Linked DNA regions of Homo sapiens: region 1 is linked to region 2. A link is a contact called in ENCODE POLR2A ChIA-PET data. All regions are on one chromosome and are shown on one strand. The core of a region is the stretch at or near the end of the contact, and the rest is flanking DNA. Distances in the headings are between cores, read along the strand shown.

Region 1 (6,428 bases), core at 3,238-5,737, 100 kb after region 2:
GTTTCAATAAATTTAAAAAAATAAATGGAAATAAGGAATTTAAATTAAAGAGGCAAATACCAAATGAAAGCCAATCTGTTACGGGCAATGAAGCAGCTATGAATTTTCCAATAATCATTAAGGCCCCATATTTTCCCTTCATTAGTAGAGGGAAAAGGTAGTATGCTTGCATAATTTACTCTAGAAAAATCATTAGCCTATTCTTCCATAGGCGAATACTGAGCAAATCATGATCATAAAAATAGTATCTTAGTTGCTCTAGAACTTCATATTCCTGTAATGTTTTTGCCTTAGTTTGCTTCATTTCATCCTGAAAACAACCCCAAAACTTAAAATCACCTTTGCATGTTGTTAAAAATGCAGATTCTGATTCAATAGTTCTGGGGTAGAGCATAGATCCTGCATTTCTAACAAGCACCCAGGTTCAAGAGATGCTGCTAATCTGGGAACCATGTTTTTAATTAATGAGAATTAAATAGTTTGGACAAAAGACTCCTTAGATATTCAAATATGTAGAGGCCTGTCAAGTCATGTTCAGATTATGCACCCTTTTAAACTAAAGAGAGAAAAGTGTGGAAATGTACTATATGAAACAACAGAGACATAAACTCATCTCCTGTCTCTAGGACTTGGATATTTCTTTGCATTTACCTGCAGATGGCTTTCTCTAGCTCATGGTGGAATGCACAAGCACCGTTGATGCAGTAACTGTTATGATCTTCCAGGCAAAGGTGTGAGAACTTCAAGGCTATGGGTCCTTCTATGTTGTCAGCTAGGAAAAGGAGATACAATGTTAGCAAATGAAATGTGTCTTACTTTTATGGTAAATTTTTAATACATATGTAAATAAATTTTTAATTTTAAGGATATTTGGGGGTGGTGCTGTGTCCTTTAAACTATTGATTCTCTTAGCAGGTTGTATTCACAAGGGCTGGGTTAATATCATCTAGACATATGACATATTATTAATTAATTAGGGGATGGAGGTGGATTGATGATTGTTTCACTTTTTAGAAGCAATGCAGTAAGACAGAAAAGGCAACAAATTCACCAAAAGGTGGCAGCATTGGTTCTAGTCTTAGCAGGTTATTTTGAGCGATGCTTCCCAGACTTGTGTCTGAATACTAATTAACATAGAAGATCTCACATAATATTTCGATTTTCTTCCTTTACACCTGAGAAGTCAGCACTTGCGAAGATTTGAATTTACACTTGTGAGATAATAAACAAGATTCTTATTCCTGATTCTCTCTGATGTACAAAAGACAGACCTATGCCATTCTTGGTGTTTATGCAGTGGGAGTGACCCTTAGGTAAAATTGCCTAATTGAGTCCTTTGGGGCATACTTTATTGATTCTTAAATGTTTCTCAAACAGAATTAATGGGATTTTACTTGTCATTTTTATAAATAAACATATTTCCTCATCATTATGATAAAGGTATACCATATTTGCCTTGCTAAGATTAAGAGAATCTTACTTGTTTGTAGGGAAAAAACAGTTTTAAAAGGCATTCTTTTTTATATTAAAAATGCTAAATCTTTAGATGTTAAGATTACAAACAAAATACTATGTTGTATTACTTTATTTTGGTGAGAACACACATTATCTTCTAATTCACGTTCATTTTGTTGAATAGGATGAATATAATTTATCATTTTAATAATTAATTCTCAGGCAGTGAGAATTTTCCATTATAAACTGTGCTGGGTGCTTTCTATTTCAAGACTAAACAAGTTCGATTAACTAAGCCTGAAACTAGATTTGGTAGAAAAATGTGAGAATTAAGCCATTTCTAAAGAAAAGTTATACCAGAGAGACTCATCTTTCCCCTAAGAATGAGAATGATCATAACTTTATAAAAATTTTTCTAAGATACTAGATTGATATTTTTAAGTTAGATAAAAAACAAAAGGAAAAATTAAAGTTCTCCATCAAGAAAGCAAAGGAAAAATACAGAAATGATATACAGTTGTACCTCTGTATTCATAGGTTCCACATCTGTGGATTCAACCAACCTCATAGGGAAAATATTTGAAAAAAAAGCATCTGTACATAACATGTACTGACTTTTCTTGTCATTATTCCCTAAACAATGCAGTATAACAACTATTTGCATAGCGTTTACAATGTTTTAGGCATAACTAATCAAGGGATGATTTAAAGTACATGGGTGTGTGTCTATAGGTTATATGCAAATATTTCACTATTTTATATAAGGGATTTGAGCATCTGTGGATTTTGGTACCCTCTGGGCAGGAGGAGGAGGTCTTGGAACCAATGTTCAACCAATAACGGAGGATGACTGTATTGGATTCCTTTTTACCATTATTATTACTTGTAACTCAAAATATTTTATTTGCTGTTCACCATTAAGGAAGAAAAAAAAATTTAGTACTGAGCATGCTATTACGAAGTCAGTCATTGAGAGAAAACTATGCTTCTTTAATTTTCTGCAGTATATTATCTTCTTTTTTTTTTTTTTTTTTTTTTTTGAGACGGACTCTCACTCTGTCACCCCGGCTGGAGTGCAATGGCCCCATCTCAGCTCACTGCAGCCTCCACCTCCTGGGTTCAAGCAATTCTCCTTCATCAGCCTCCTGAGTAGCTGGGATTACAGGCATGCGCCACCACGTCCAGCTAATTTTTGTATTTTTAGTAGAGACAGGGTTTCACCATGTTGCCCAGGCTGGTCTCAAACTCCTGACCTCAGGTGATCTGCCCGCCTTGGCCTCCTAAAGTGCTGGGATTACAGGCACGAGCCACTGTGCCAGGCCAGTATAATATAGTACTGAATATAATAATTATAATAAGGTGTTTCCTCTTTGTTTGAAGGCTTAGAAGACAAATAGTTGGCTAAAAGTTATTCTATAACCCACATTGATTTCGTTTTGCAAATCAACAGATATTCAAAAAATCAAATGGGTAAAATATTTCGAGACAATCATTTAAAATTTTAAATTATTGGTGACATGAAGAACACTGAGATATGACAATCTTCCTTTATTTGCCTGACTCTGAGTGCAAGACATTGTTTCCTCTGTCCTAAATCAAATTGCCAGCCTTCACATAGCAATCAGGATGCGATTTGCAGAAGAATCATAACCACTCAGTCACAGGTCTTGGTAAGCAACAAGCTTTCCAAGTTTCACCTCTAAGAGTTTAAACAGATTAGAGAAAGAACGCTGATGCTCAAGAGCATCCAGAAGCCACTGTGATAATAATTAAGTGCAAAAGAAAATATATCATTACCATCAACAACAAAAATTGGGTACAAGTGGTTAGGAAATACAGCATATGCTAAAATAACAACAAAAACTCCAAAGCAAACAAGAAAAAAAGGTCATTCCAAAGATGAGGGAAAGTGCTGTTCATCTTGTAGCCATAATGTCTTTGGCATCAAAGCTTATAATCACAGATCAAAATATAATGCTGCTCATCAAGAATGCCAAAATGGGGACAAACTGTCTCTGTACACACAGGGGTTATTGGGAACCAAGCAGAAATGAAGCAGAAAATGTGGCCTGTTTCACATTCAAGACAGTAACTGAAGACAGCTTTTGTCTCATTTGCTTAACTTCCTCCTTTTAAAAAGGCAATTATTTCCTGGCACATTTATCTGTCACTTCAATTTAACAGCATCCTGCTAAAAGAGCTGATTATCTAATAATAAAATATATATTAAAAATGGCCAATATTGCTTTTATCACAATCCAAATTTCTCTCCCAAGTTTTAGAAAAGTCTTGTGAAATATGAAAATGGGAAGAAAATACCTTCTGTTTTGTTAACTGTCCAGTTACCTTGCTGGGCTGTGATTGGAGGTGTTACAGTCACGGCTGCCTCTTCGGTCAGTGCTGTCATTGCTGTATTAAGGGGGCAAAAGCATCTTTAACAGAGAGCCTCCTTCTATGTACAAGCAACAGATGGAAAGTATTCTTATTCTGTTTATTCCAATTTCTATTTTTTTAATTTATTACAGTTGAAATCCATAACGTGACTAGGGCAACATACTTACAGTTTCTCATCCATTCCATTGACTATATTAGGATTAAAGCAAATAAAAACCCAATATTTAAGACCATTGATACATTTACATATTAATTAAAAAATAAGAACCCTATAGTATAGTAGCTAAATGTATCAATTACTCTTCAATTGTATAAAGCAAACATTCTGGAGGTCTCAAAAAAGGTGTCAAAATATATTAGGAAAGGAACATACAGGACATAAGAAACTAAATTAATCCACAGATTCATTACTCTGATCTTTGTCATAAAGAACAACTGTTAGAAGCCAACTTCTCTCTAATGCAGAGAAAATAAATTCTATTCACATTTTACACTGATATAAAGTTAACAAAACAAAAGGAAATTACCTACCGTTGAATAAAAGATAGACTGATATTGGAACTCCCAAAGCCATTTCCTGTAGTTGCTTAACTTTCTTTCTCTTATCCTTCTAGACTGACGGGTGGAAGGTTTTTATTGAGCTCTCTGAGTCTTTGTTGCATTTATATTTCATGAAGCGTCATCTGGCAGTTCTTACCAATCAAAAAAATATGTACTTCTGGCAGCAGCAGAAAGCCTCTGGGCGCTCACGCACTTGGTTAGGATACCTGTATTATCTAGCAATGTGATCAAGTTTTCTTTTGAAACACTGGTTTCCTGTTACCTGTGGGCATAATCATGTATGTAAAAGTACTTAAAACAACAAGAACAAAATGTAATTTCAGGAAAGGCTCCCATTGGTGTGAAGAGAACTATACCAGCTCAAACTATGCTAGAAACCTATACGGGAGTTCAACAAACATAACTGCAAATTAGGAAGCAGCATAACCTGTTTCTAAAAGAAATATACCTGAAACTATAGTTGGTTATACCACCTTTTATTACAGACTATAAGTTCCATTTCAAATCAAGATAATTTGTTAATTTAGTTGCAGAGAACAGTTAAATTTGTGAAAACACAGAGGTTTCATATTCCATTTTAGTGTTTGTTTCTTAGTGTTACTATGACAAGTGCTGTAAATAAAATTATTTTTAATAGTATAATATTCACCTTTCTGTCATCCTGCTATTTAACATTTTTCTGAGTAAATGAAATGGGCTGCCATATTCCAGGAACAACAATGCTTAAATCTGCATCCCAATGATTAAGCTACAGAGAACCAGTAAAGTACCAACATAATGATAATAGCAATAATAATAATATTAAAATTCTCCATTAAGAGAAAATTAAGATGACATTTAGTTTGGATACATCCAATGAATAGAAAGTTTCTAAGTTAATACAACATTCAAATTATTTCTCAAGTTCATCTAGTTGTAATTATTAAAGTGGCACTTTAAAGGCCAAAATATGTCATTACAGCTACTATATTTTACAACTACAGAAATTTTCACTTGCCCCAAATTAATATAAATGATTTATAAATATATCTTCCTGAGGCATTGAGTCTTTCTGTCTGGAATTTCAATTCCTTGTATTTTCTTGAAACTTGAAACCTCAAAACCCTAAAAACATATTCAAGTCAAGATAGGTTATCTTTTGCATCATGTCCACTCAGCAAATTAGATTTACCAGAAAGGAGCCCTTTCACTATTCAAATATAAATGTGGTGTTAGAAATCACACAAGAACAAGCTTGTTGAACTCATTATAACTTGGGCAATCACTTGCCACAGGAGTCATCATTTTAAAGTTAAAATAATATAATAGTACTTGGCTCGCTTTAAATGTGTCTACATTTTGCATTTCTACTTTTGTAGGTTTTTAAAAAACTGTTGATTACTAAGTCGATTTCTAGATAATATATTTCCCAGGCAAATAACATTTGAATTATAAATTGAACAATCGTCTTTGCACCATTGCTGAGAATTTAAAAAGAAATCATTTACAAAAGATTAAATAAACCATCACAATTCTTTTTGTAGTTTCTGGAGGGAGATGTTAGGACTCATATTAAATACTTTCTTTTTTTTTTTTTTTGAGATGTTTTCTCACTCTGTCACTCAGGCTGGAGTGCAGTGGTGCGATCTCAGCTCACTGCAAGCTCCTCCTCCTGAGTTCATGCCATTCTCCTGCCTCAGCCTCCCGAGTAGCTGGGACTGCAGGTGCCTGCCACTAGGCGCTGCTAAGTTTTTGTATTTTTAGTAGAGACGGGGTTTCACTGTGTTAGCCAGGATGGTCTCGATCTCCTGACCTCATGATCCACCCACCTTGGCCTCCCAAAGTGCTGGGATTAAATAGTTTATTTCTAAGACTGAGACATCAAAGTACAAAGATTATCTTTGTAAAAACTCTTAACTGTAGCTAGTGCAGTCCTTTGCACTTTACAGGTTTCCCTACACATCTCAATTCTTTCTTCAGTAACCCTGGCCCAAACAAATCCAGTGCCTAACATCTAGTAAATACTCAATGAATCTGTC
Region 2 (6,664 bases), core at 3,001-5,500:
GCCCAAGGACTATACTTTGAAAAAAATGCCATTTTAATGCCTTTAGTGAGTGAGGTCTTACAACTCTTATAGTTTGTAAGCACTTCCCCCATTGCACATCTGTGCTTCAATTCCATAATGGTGCTGTAAAATATTATTCTCCAAATGCAAAATTCACAGACAAGTCAAAAAGGACCAACCTTAATGAGAAACTATCTATAATACCTGGAAATTGATGGACAAGTGAAACCAATGATGTCAAATTCATTGCCACTTGAAGTCTGAGACCAATACTTAATAATTTTTCTTCCATGTAACTTACTTTACTAACTGGCCTCAATGACAAAAAATCTTTTTCAACTAATGTTACTTAAGGGGAAATTCTTCAAACAGATATATTTTATAAGAAGCCTTATATCTGGAATTCTTAGGGAATAGTGTTATGGTTAATTAAGATATGCTAAACATGAATTACATAAGTATTGTTTATTTTCAAGTAGTACTAGAGTATACAATATGCTTAGTTTTAAAATAATGTTTTGCAATGCTTCAGTATTCCAGGGTTGTAATAATGATTAATAACTACCCTTGTACTGGAAATTTTCAGAAGTGCCAATTAGTAGAGAATTCTGAATAATAAAATGCTGAGTAATATAAAACAAAATAACTATTTATCCCTTCAAATGTTAATATTTGCAATGCAGAAATGTGCTTTCAATAAAACTTATCTTGCCTTTATATCAAGTATCAGCTGATATTTTCATCTTAACTATTTAGTAGTAACCAAATTCTCCTCTATGCAATCTTCATGCCAAGATGATTATATCCTGTTAGTGAGTTTACAATCTTTAAAAGCAGTTAGTGGATCATCATCTTGTTTTGCCTTAGAAAAGGAAACTGACACCTAATGTAGATCAGCTGTTTGAATATTCAGGGTTTAGTTTTTTCCTCCCCAGCAATTAGCTCTTTTTATTACCTCATTTCAAAAGGGTAATAAGGTATTGGGTGATGTCTATTGTTTTTGAAACACAATAAACCTAAGATGAACATTTGTAGAAACATGGTAAGAAATATTAACAAAAAAAGCCCACTAATTTTAGATTAGACTCTGAGATTCTTGCCTCAGTAATTTGGTTAAATGATTGCCACACTGAAATTTTTTCAAGGTGCTTTTAAAAATAATTATGGCTATTATAATAAATAATTCTACTGAAGTTGAACTTAAAAGCAGACTAACATTTTTTATCCATATAAATCACTTTTATATTTGGACTAAAAACTCAAAATAACCTTCCCTCTCATTCCCACCCTACATCCCAGCATAATGTTAATTCTTCAATGGGGTGTTTACATTGACTATTACCTTGGCTTCATGCGAAGCACAGAGTTTTGCTGTTGTTTGTTATTGTTTTTTGTTTTTTTTTTTTTTTTTGAGACGGAGTCTCGCTTTGTGGCCCAGGCTGGAGTGCAATGGTACGATCTCGGCTCACTGCAACCTCCACCTCCCGGGTTCAAGCAATTCTCCTGCCTCAGCCTCCTGAGTAGCTGGGACCACAGGTGCCTGCCACCACGCCCAGCTAATTTTTCGTATTTTTAGTAGAGATGGGGTTTCACCGTGTCAGCCAGGATGATCTTGATCTCTTGACTTCATGATCTGCCCGCCTCGCCCTCCCAAAGTGCTGGGATTACAGGCATGAGCCACCGCGCCAAGCCGAAGTGCAGAGTTTTTTTTAACAGTATCACTGCCATTTTCCCATTCGGCCTGGCTGTGAAAATAAAAGATGTTTGGATCACAAAATCCAATGAAATTAAACTGTAAAATCCAAAGTAGAATTTAGTAGCTATAAGCACATTTATTTTTGGCCAAGTCTTACCTGGTCTACCCTGCAGACAAGGTGCCTGTGAATCAGGATGCAACTTGGAGTAAGGTTAGGGGGATGTATGATTTTTCACTTCTTCCCCTCCTTCCCTAGGACAGTCTTGAAATCATAAAGGCCAATGAGGCTGCTTTTCAAATCAGGTTATAGTTTCCATCAGTCTCTCTGATGATGCCCTGTTTTTCTTGCAAAGGGAGTGCAGCACTCGTTAGATCTTTGCTTAAAAGGATGATAAATGAGCTCTGACACTGGAGCACGTTGTGGGAGTACAAGAGCTTGGATTAACAGCAGGCTTTTTGAGGGTTTCCTTAGCCACTTTTTCAATTTTACCTAACCTAAGGGAAAGCCACCCTTATTCTTCTTAGAGTTGCTGATGGGTGATTATTATACATGCACACATACAGTTTTATTTTAATTGCTTTTTAAACTCATGCATGCTGAGACATCTCCCTGGCACATATCTTCATCTTAAATATTGCAGGTGTAAATCACCAGTAGAAATAAAAGACTCAGGTACAATCTCTCCTATGAAGAGATTGAATATAGATTACATGACATCCTGAGGCATTTGCATCATCTGCTAAGACTTCAGGTTTTTGTTCTAAGCATTGCTAATGCATTCCTTTGGTTGTGGTGCTTAAGTCTCTTGTGTGAGGAAGCTCAAAGTAATAGGAAGCTGTTGATTTAAAATGATAGAAAGATTGCAACAATCTAAGACAGGCTGATTCTTGATTGTCTGTTAGTCAAGAGAAAGGCATATGTCTCCTGTTTTTTTTTTTGGTTCATGCCAGTCCAGGAGCTCTGCTACGGCATGTCAGTACAGATGTGAGGCATGGATTCGTCCTGGAAGTTGAGATCTCAGTATTTCATACATTTCCTGTAGTGTAAGCTCCTTAAAAACAGGAGCTAGGAGCTTTAAAGTCCACTGTATTTAGAGGGCCTGCGTCAGACAGCCCAGAGGAGATGCTTAATAGTATTCATCGGAGCAAACAGAATTATTCGATCTTTCATTCAAGAGAAACTGACTGAACATTTATCAGATTAAAACATTTATGGAACACTTGTACAGTATATAAAGATAATATGATATAGAAATTAACCTTAAACAACTTGTAGTTTATTAGAGAAGTTATGTATGAGTTAAACTCTAGTAGATACAAGAACGTAATAGGCAACATTAGAGAGGTATCAGTTTTGCATTTTTTTAGATTAATTAAAAAATATTTCCAGGCTGGGTGCCATGGTTTATGCCCGTAATCCCAGCACTTTGGGAGGCCGAAGGGGAAGGATCGTTGAGCCCAGGAATTCAAGACCAGCCTGAGCAACACAGTGAGACACTGTCTCTAAAAAAAAAAAAAAAAATTAGCCAGACATGGTGGCTTGTGCCTATAGTCCCAGCTACTCAGGATGCTGAGGTGGGAGGATAGCTTGAGCCCAGGAGTTCAAGGCTGCAGTAAGCTATGATGGTTCCACTGCCCTCTAGCCTGGGGACAGAGCAAGACCCTGCTTCTGAAAAAATAATAAAATTAAATAATAATAAAGAATAAAATATTTCCATACTGATTATTCAATATGATGTGATGCCTTGGAAAACACTATGAAATATACTGAATATAAAATAAATGTGAAGAATTATTATAGTTATAAATATCTCTGTTGCTTCTCAAGGGACCCCATATTGGAGCCACTGCTTTAAGAGCCTTCTTCTTCCTAGATTTCTACAGATCTGTAAAGAGAGGAGGCAGACATCTATAAGGTCATCTTGGCCTTGCTGCATATTGGAATCATCTGTGGAGTTTTTAAAACTCTTCATGTTCAGGCCACATTCCACACCATTAAGTCTGAATCCTTGGGGGTGGAACCCAAGTATTTCTACTTTATAAAGTTCACTAAGTGATTCCATTGTTTGAGGCCACTGTTCCCAGCCATGTCTGCATATAAACATCATGAGGAGATTTTAAACACCAAATCTCATTCTAAGAAATTCTGATTAATTTGTCTAGAGTAGGGCCTGGGCATAGACATTTTTTAAGTCTAAATTTGATAGTAATGTGTAGCCGGGACTGATACCCACAGGGTTAAGGGATTATATAAAGTTATATTTGTGAGGAATATATGGCAAAATCAGTCACGTGTTTTTGCCACTGGCTATTGTTTGCTGGCCATCTTGGGATAACTAATATCCAATTTGAGAGACTACTTGTTTAACTAACTTTTCTGAGTTGCCGGGGGTTATGAAGATGATCAGAAAGGATTTCTATCCCTGAACCAATGACAGATTGCACCTGGGCAGGCAAGAAGACTTTCCTGGAATTCTTGGCCTCGTGAGCTGCTGTAGTCACACTTAGTCATTCCTCTTCAGTGAAAAAAGCCCAGGCATGAATAGCGTGCAAGTATGTGTGATCATTTCAAACAATGTCCCCACCTATACAAACCACCATATGGGAAGAAAATTTATTTACCTCATGTACATGTCACATAGGTAAAACAAGACATTGTGTTATTTCAATTCTGGCTTGCTCATGAATACTTCTGTTGTATAATCCATGATACCATCTGGAAATTTCTTAGAGTATGTGTTTCTCAGAACTATTGATATAAATGGATCTTTCTGATGCATTTTATTGCTGTTTATAAAAGTAAAATATTGCAAAACTGAATTTTATTCAAAAATTCAGATACCTCCCATTTAAAGACAAAATTACCAACTGGATTTTCAAGTTGGTAAAAATCTAAATAATAATATGCTGGTTTTACAACTTTGAAAGAGTTTGTGTGATTTTTGTCCAGTTAAGACAAAAATGTAGACAAATGGAGGCATGAACACAAGGTTAAAGAGAAGGTGAAATAATTATAGGAAGACTAATGATTCTAAGTGATGTCAGCAGGAATTCTGGTGCTTTTGAAAAAAAACAGTCATCTCCTCTCCAGACATTGAATTCTTCTTATTTAGATCACTTAATATAATAATTTCCTTATGCATTCAGATAATTTTGTGTTTTCATTCAAATAAATCACAGGAATGGTAGCCTAGGGCAGTTTATTTTTTTAGATTTATTTTTTCAGCTCAGCTCCACCTAGACAAAGTCTGACAAGTTATTGTGGACTCATAACTGCATAGATTTTCACTGGGAAGTGCATTGGTGTTTGATTGCTCTTTTTTGGACACAGTTCAAAGAGAAATGGAATCCAAAACAACTTTGCATTTACTGGTGCTTTTGCTTAACCTTCTTGCATATACTCTAATTGTAGCCAAAAATATCAACTCCATTAGTATCCTACCACTGACAAATTCCAAATCAAACTGAGGAAGATGAAAGATACAGATTAAATGGGTCAGCTCCATGTGGTTAGTCTTGGCTTCTCCTAAGAACAGTCCTTTTGGCAGAAGGGAAGGTAATATACACATAGAGTGAATATCCGTTAGATATGTTATTCCATGTAATTCTTATCACAATCCTTGAAGTTAGGGGAGAAAATTATACTAATTTTAAGGAGTCACAAACAAGAATTATTTATAAGTAATTCTATACTTTTAACATTTTTCATTGAGTTGATTTTTATAGATGTAAATATGTAATTTGAAAAAAATCTACATCTATATTTTAGTCTATTCGTCTGCACACTAATAATCCCACATCAATTAGATTACTTAGAAGCTGAATGCATTGAAGACATTGAAAAAAATTAAAAATCTCTGGGCATCGGATAAAAGAAAATCCATGGAATACTAGACTCTTAAATCCAAATCTAAAATATAATGTCAAACATACCTGGATAAAGAGATAAAAGAAACACATGGCATATATTCTATTATTTGAAACTTTGAAAAGCTAACTTGCCTATAGAGATCTCTTTTTTTCTTTCCTCTTCTTTTTAAATAAATCTCCCACCCCCACCCCCACCAGCACTGAGCACAAATCAGGGCCTTCCTGGTCGACAGAACTAACAATCCAAACCCTTTCATCCTCATTGGGAGCATGTCTGGGAGTCAGAGAGGGGAATAAAGGATGAAAAATCAAGCCCCTTAGTGTGGCTACGGAGCAGTGGCTCCTGGAAAGGGTGTGGGGTGAGGGAGGACGCTGTTATTATTGGTGTCTTGCTGCTCTTTTTTGGACATAGTTGAGAATCTCTAATATGACCTTAAAGTCCTGCTTAATTTGGCTCTGCTCATTTCACCAGTCTAATCTCCCACTATCTGCTCCTTACTCCTTTTTTTCTTGTTTTTGTTGTTGTTGTTGTTGTTGTTTTGTTTTTTTTGAGTCAGAGTTTTGCTCTTGTTGGCCAGGCTGGAGTGCAATGGCATGATCTCGGTTCACCACAACCTCCGCCTCCCGGGTTCAAGCGATTCTCCTGCCTCAGCCTCCCAAGTAGCTGGGATTACAGGCATGTGCCACCATGCCCAGCTAATTTTGTATTTTTAGTAGAGATGGGGTTTCTACGTTTTGGTCAGCAGGCTGGTCTCCAACTCCCAACCTCAGATGATCAGCCCGCCTCGGCCTCCCAAAGAGCTGGGATTACAGGCGTGAGCCACCACGCCCGGCCTATCTGGTCCTTAAAATCCAGACTTATCTTACAGGATTTCCTCCAGGACTTCAAATGTGACTTGTGTTCTTCCATCTCAGGGTGTTTGCTCAGATTCCCTCTTTTACCTGGAGAGAAAACACCTCTAGTCACTCCTTCCGCTTAACTAAAATCTAAAATGTACTCGAGTTTTTTTGTTTGTTTGTTTTTTAGAAGGAGTTTTGCTCGTGTCGCCCAGGTTGGGGTGCAGTGGCACGATCTCAGCTCATTGCAACCTCTGCCTC

The links. ChIA-PET counts read pairs that join two places held with the same protein, here RNA polymerase II (POLR2A).
Region 1: POLR2A ChIA-PET joins it to region 2 with 12 read pairs in MCF 10A. The contact joins the promoter of EPGN here to the enhancer-like site in region 2. POLR2A ChIA-PET finds 5 or more read pairs at or near these places in 2 of 52 experiments (MCF 10A and activated naive CD4-positive, alpha-beta T cell).

What each region holds. Positions count from the first base shown.
Region 1 is chr4:74,306,529-74,312,956 of GRCh38, reverse strand. It overlaps EPGN (epithelial mitogen), which reads right to left and starts at 4,487. Exons shown (of 5, transcript NM_001270989.2): 1 at 4,381-4,487; 2 at 3,775-3,864; 3 at 652-772. The coding sequence starts at 4,423. All of the region lies in intron 2 of LOC105377276 (a long non-coding RNA gene), which reads left to right.
Region 2 is chr4:74,406,382-74,413,045 of GRCh38, reverse strand. No RefSeq gene overlaps it. Among named protein-coding and RNA genes, the nearest start is that of AREG, 35 kb to the left of the region's middle. Within about 2 kb of position 4,250, at least 2 of the 41 ENCODE cell types and tissues checked have a DNase peak (open chromatin) inside an H3K27ac peak, as active enhancers do.